Linked DNA regions of Homo sapiens: region 2 is linked to region 1. A link is an interaction called in ENCODE POLR2A ChIA-PET data of the cell type or tissue named here. Cell type or tissue: CD4-positive, alpha-beta T cell. All regions are shown on one strand.

Evidence for each region. Peaks named below come from ENCODE experiments on the same cell type or tissue, not always from the same donor. Only the 100,000 strongest peaks of a DNase experiment are listed, where the experiment ranks them.
Region 2: POLR2A ChIA-PET joins it to region 1 with 11 read pairs; 7 of 35 experiments call an interaction of 5 or more read pairs at or near these places.

The regions. Positions count from the first base shown.
Region 1 is chr17:35,213,373-35,215,872 of GRCh38, reverse strand. No RefSeq gene overlaps it. Among named protein-coding and RNA genes, the nearest start is that of SLC35G3, 20 kb to the right of the region's middle. In CD4-positive, alpha-beta T cell, no CTCF peak of the experiment used is centred here; DNase peaks (open chromatin) are centred at 922 and 1,512; H3K4me3 peaks cover 2,026 bases; H3K27ac peaks cover 2,273 bases.
Region 2 is chr17:35,532,391-35,534,890 of GRCh38, reverse strand. The region is part of intron 1 of SLFN12L (schlafen family member 12 like); the gene reads left to right. Among named protein-coding and RNA genes, the nearest start is that of SLFN12L, 4.0 kb to the left of the region's middle. In CD4-positive, alpha-beta T cell, CTCF peaks have their summits at 1,205 and 1,408 (motif pointing right); a DNase peak (open chromatin) is centred at 1,400; H3K4me3 peaks cover 2,500 bases; H3K27ac peaks cover 1,268 bases.

The DNA.
Region 1 (2,500 bases):
GACTGAGTGAATGGCTAGAATGGTAAGAGTAAAAGAAAATCAAGCACCTGTGAGACATAAAAGTGGTATCAAAGAAGTCCAGAGACGCCGGACACAGTGGTACATACCTGTATTCCCGGCTACCTCGGAGGCTGAGGCAGGAGGATGGCTTAAGCCTAGGCGTTTGGAACTGTACTATTTTTATAACTTTTCTACAAGTCTAAATTGCTTCAAAATGAAAAGGTTTTAAAAACTCAGAGCTCCTTACAATTTTCAAGTTTGTTTTATTTTCTCCCATTGGTTAACATACACTGTCAATCTTGACATTTTGGGAAATCTGGAAAAAAATCTTTAGAAATAGGGGCAGGGAAGGACATAGATTTATTTATTGTCCAAAGACTGTTAGCATTGTGACATGTTTCATCTGGACTTTTTTTCCCCTAGAATTTTTTTTGGCAGAGTGGTAATTAAATAATAGTGGACTTTTTTTATACTTATTTTTACTGAATCTTTTTTTACATTTATTTTTACATTTATTATAGTAGTAATAGGAGACTTTTAAGATGTCACACCAAAGACATCTCTGTTCCCTTTTTTGCAATACCCCAAATGAAAAATAAGAAATGAGACACCTAAACCTCAGCCCTCATTATGTGGGAAGAAGAGCTAAGGCTGCCTCATGCAGTGGAGGTCGAGGACACCAGGAGGGAAAACCTGCCACTACAGATGTTGGGCACAGTCAGCAGAACACGGGGTTGTCTGTATTGGGTGGTTTGTAGACCCTGGGCAGAAAATTCAATGACTACTTGTTTGGAACAACCAGACTGAAGGGCAGAGGGGGCTTGGAGTTTCCTTACCCTTGTGTTAATCGCAGGATTGGCAAAGGACACATCATCTTTGAAATCAGAAAAACATCTGTGAGTGACAAGCAGCCCTGACTAATATCTAGTCTGTGAAAAGAGGAAATCCGTACCAATCATCAAAACAGTTATAAAACCCTGTACCCTATGCAACTTTTCTGTGAATCAGGGAGGCTTTGGCACCCCCAAGCCCTGCCCTGACCCTGTTCCCATGCTATATCCTGCAAGCAGCTCCATCAAGGAAACAAGGATCCACCCTGGGAAAAGAGCCCTCTGGATACATGTGACAGGGAGTCCAGGATGACAGCTGAGGGTGGGCCCAGAGAGCCCCCAGTCAGGATCCAAGGGCAGAAGGCTCGGGGGACCTTCTCCTGAGGATACAAAGTTGATGGTAGACTTCATGTACTTGATTAACCAAAAAAAAAAAGTTATGAAACAAAGAAAAAGTAAGATGATATGAATCCTGAGGAAAGCAGAAAGTTGTATGAGAAATGAAATGCACCCATAGTACATCACCTAGCACAACTGTGACTAGAGAGGCTCATAACAAGGTGAACATCGAATATTGTTCTAACCGAAAACAGTGATAAAATCATCTTGGCAGGATGTGGGGAGAGCAAAATAGGGAGGGAGTATAATTGAGCTAAATCTTCCGGAAATAGATAATATCTAGTTAAACCTCAAAATGGCACCATTTAGAGCTAAGTACCAAAAGAAACATCAAAGTGATGGCCCCTAGGAACAAGATGGGGGCAGGAGCAGGAGACTGCTGGTGTTATACTAAGCCCTGTCAAACTATTTCACTTCCAATATTATGTGCATGTACCACTTGATTTTTAAAACTTATAAAAATCTGAGAACTATCTGGAAAGTAGTGGACAATGTATCTCTTCTTACACAGCTTTTTTCCCCCATATAATTGGAGGAAAAACCCCCCGCAGATTATCTGATAGAATCAGCATTTCATAGACCCATATTCATGCCACTCCTGTGGATCTGAAACACAAGATCTATAGTCCACATAATAATAATCCTATCCTGACCTTTTCTTTGCATCTTCTAAGTTTTGAACTCTGGGGTCTGGCACTTGCTCTCTCCAAAATAACTAGTGAAACTTCAGTGCTTAGCTCTGAAAATTACATATCTGGTGGGGAAAACAACCAACTCAGCAAGATAAGTAGATAATGTCTCTCCGACCCTTTATAGCTGCAGAAAAGTAGGTATGATTTCGCTTCTTGAAATTGTCTTTCCAAATGTTATGTCTAGCAAAGGAAAACTGTATAAAACATCTAGACTTCAGAGAATATTATTGTGTCCTATGAAAGTAATCACTAACTGCTACCAAGTCTGTCATCCTGAAGGCTTGTTTAACTCTAAGTTGTGCTGTTCTGATGACATTGAAATGAATGCTTTTTCCTGGAAGGGATATACGCGTAAGAATTTATTTTGTCGAGCCAGAAGAGAGAGGAAGAGCTCTTTCCTGTTTTCCCACATGCACAGAGATTATAAAACCTATGCTTCTGTTCAATTGTTAAGAGTTTAGGAGTTTGTGATCCATTGAAATGAAGATTTCTTACCTGGACACTGCTTCCTTGTCTTGGAGCTGACCATCCCCTCTGGCCTGGCAGCAGGAATTTTCACCCCATCCCTAGATATTATGA
Region 2 (2,500 bases), 320 kb before region 1:
ATCAGAACTCTTGATCCCAGGCCTTGATAGAGATTTCTGCTTTTGGCTGCTTAAGCTTTGGCATATATCCAGGTTCTCTCTCCACATTTGGATCCTTTCTCCCTTTCAATGTTTGGCTAAGCTATGGTTTTTAATCTGGGGTGAGAAGCAGTATCTCATAAACAGCTCCCGCCAGTGACTGGGCCCATTCTGGTTCTTATCCATTGGATTGAGATGGAAGAGGAGCAATTGAAATAATAGACATGAATTCCCATCAATTGCCAGGTCCCTCGGCTTACTTCTAAATCTCTCTCAACTCTGCCGGCTTAATTCTAAATCTCTCTCAACTCTGCCTACTTCTCCACTGTCCCCACCTTAGTCCACATCACCATCTGTTCTCATTTGGGCTGCTGAAACCATATCCTGAAAGGTCTTTTCCATGACTGCTCTAACCTGCTTCAGCTAGAAAGGACTTTGAAAAATGTTCATCTGATGCTGTGTCTTCCTGCTTAACAACCTCCAATGGCTTCCCATTACTTTTTGTTTTTTTTGAGACGGAGTCTTGCTCTGTTGCCAGGCTGGAGTGCAGTGGGACGATCTCAGCTCACTGCAACCTCCGCTTCCCGGGTTCAAGAGATTCTCCTGCCTCAGCCTCCCGAGTAGCTGGGACTGCAGGCATGTGCCACCATGCCCGGCTAATTTTTTGTATTTTTAGTAGAGATGGGGTTTCACCGTGTTAGCCAGGATGGTCTCCATCTCTTGACCTCATGATCTGCCCACCAGGGCCTCCCAAAGTGCTGGGATCACAGGCATGAGACACCGTGCCCAGGCCTTTCTTTTGAGACAGAGTCTCCTTCTGTTGCCCAGCCTGGAGTGCAGTGGCATGATTTTGACTCACTGCAAACTTTGCCTCCCAGGTTAAAGCAATTCTCGTGCCTCAGCCTCCCAAGTAGCTGGGACTACAGGTGCAGCCTGGTTAATTTTTGTATTTTTAGTAGAGATGAGGTTTCACTATGTTGGCCAGGCTGGTCTCGAACTCCTGACCTCAGGTGATCTGCCCGCCTCGGCCTCCCAAAGTGCTGGGATTACAGGCGTGAGCTATGGTGTCTGGCCAGCTTCCCATTACTCTTAGGGTAAAGCCAGGAACCCTTAAAGTGGCTTACCAGACAATGCACAGCTGGACACCTGAGCATGGTTCCAACCTCATCTCCTGCCTCTATCCTTCCAGCTCTGTGCTGTCAGTCTTTTGAACTTGACATACTCCTTCTTACTTCTGTCTAGAAAATTCTTCCCCCCCTTCTTCACCAAATTAACTCTTCACCTCATTTGCATTCTTCAGATCTTAACTCAAATGTTACTTTTTCTGGAAATCCTTCTCTGAACCCATTCCCTCTCCAACTGCCAGGTGAGGGCAGTGTTTCCATTCTAAGCTCCCCTGACATTCTAAACTTTTGTCCATAGGAGTCACTTGTTTACTGTCAACCTCCTCAAGAACAGGGACCAGGTTTGTTTTGTTCACCACTGTCTTTTCTGGATTTAGCACAGTGCTAGGCAAATAATAGATTTCCAATAAATATTTGTTGAGTAAATGATTTATGACTATTATTTATGGTTAAGTATGAATTGAGAGCAATTTCAACAATTGAGAAGTACCTAGTTCATTAATATGCATCTTTTAAAAATAGTTTCTACATACAACATTGTGTTAAGCATCTTCTTGATGAAATGTAACATATAACTAAAAGCATAACAACTTGAAAGGGTTGTAGAGGTGTTATGTGATAAAAGCAGAATATAAAATTCTGTTTATTTGATGTTTACAAATTGTAAAACAATGTAATATTATTAAGATGATAAGAGATAAGGCTGAAAATATTATTGATCACCATAATATTGTTTATAAAGTATATAAAACTGAATGTTGTAGCCTGCCATTTTTTGTGTGTCAAACAATATATATTTAATAATGTGATAATTATATGATTTTGAAGTTTTTTTGTTTTTGTCTTTTGGTTTGTTTTTGTTTTTGAGACAGGGTCTCACCAGGCTGGAGTGCAGTGGAATGATTTTTGTTCACTGCAACCTCTGCCTCCTGGGTTCTAGTGATTCTCCTGCCTCAGCCTCCTGAGTAGCTGGGATTACAGGCACCTGCCATCATGCCTGGCTAATTTTTGTATTTTCAGTAGGGGTGAGGATTTCACTGTGTTAGCCAGGCTGGTCTTGAACTCCTGGCCTCAAGTGATATGCCTGCCTTGGCCTCCCAAAGTGTAAGGATTATAGGTGAGAGCCACGGTGCCTGGCCTGATTTTGAAGTTTTAAAAAAAGTTTTCCAGTAATCCCAACGGAGCCAGGTACTTTATAAAATTTTTCTTGATAACGTCCCTCAGGCTTTTTATTCTGTTATTGATTTATCTGCACTATCAATTTTTTATTAAACAAGCTTTGCTTTTGTGCCTTTTTTTTTTTTTTTGAGATGGAGTCTCACTCCCTTTTGCACAGGCTGGAGTGCAGTGGTGCAATC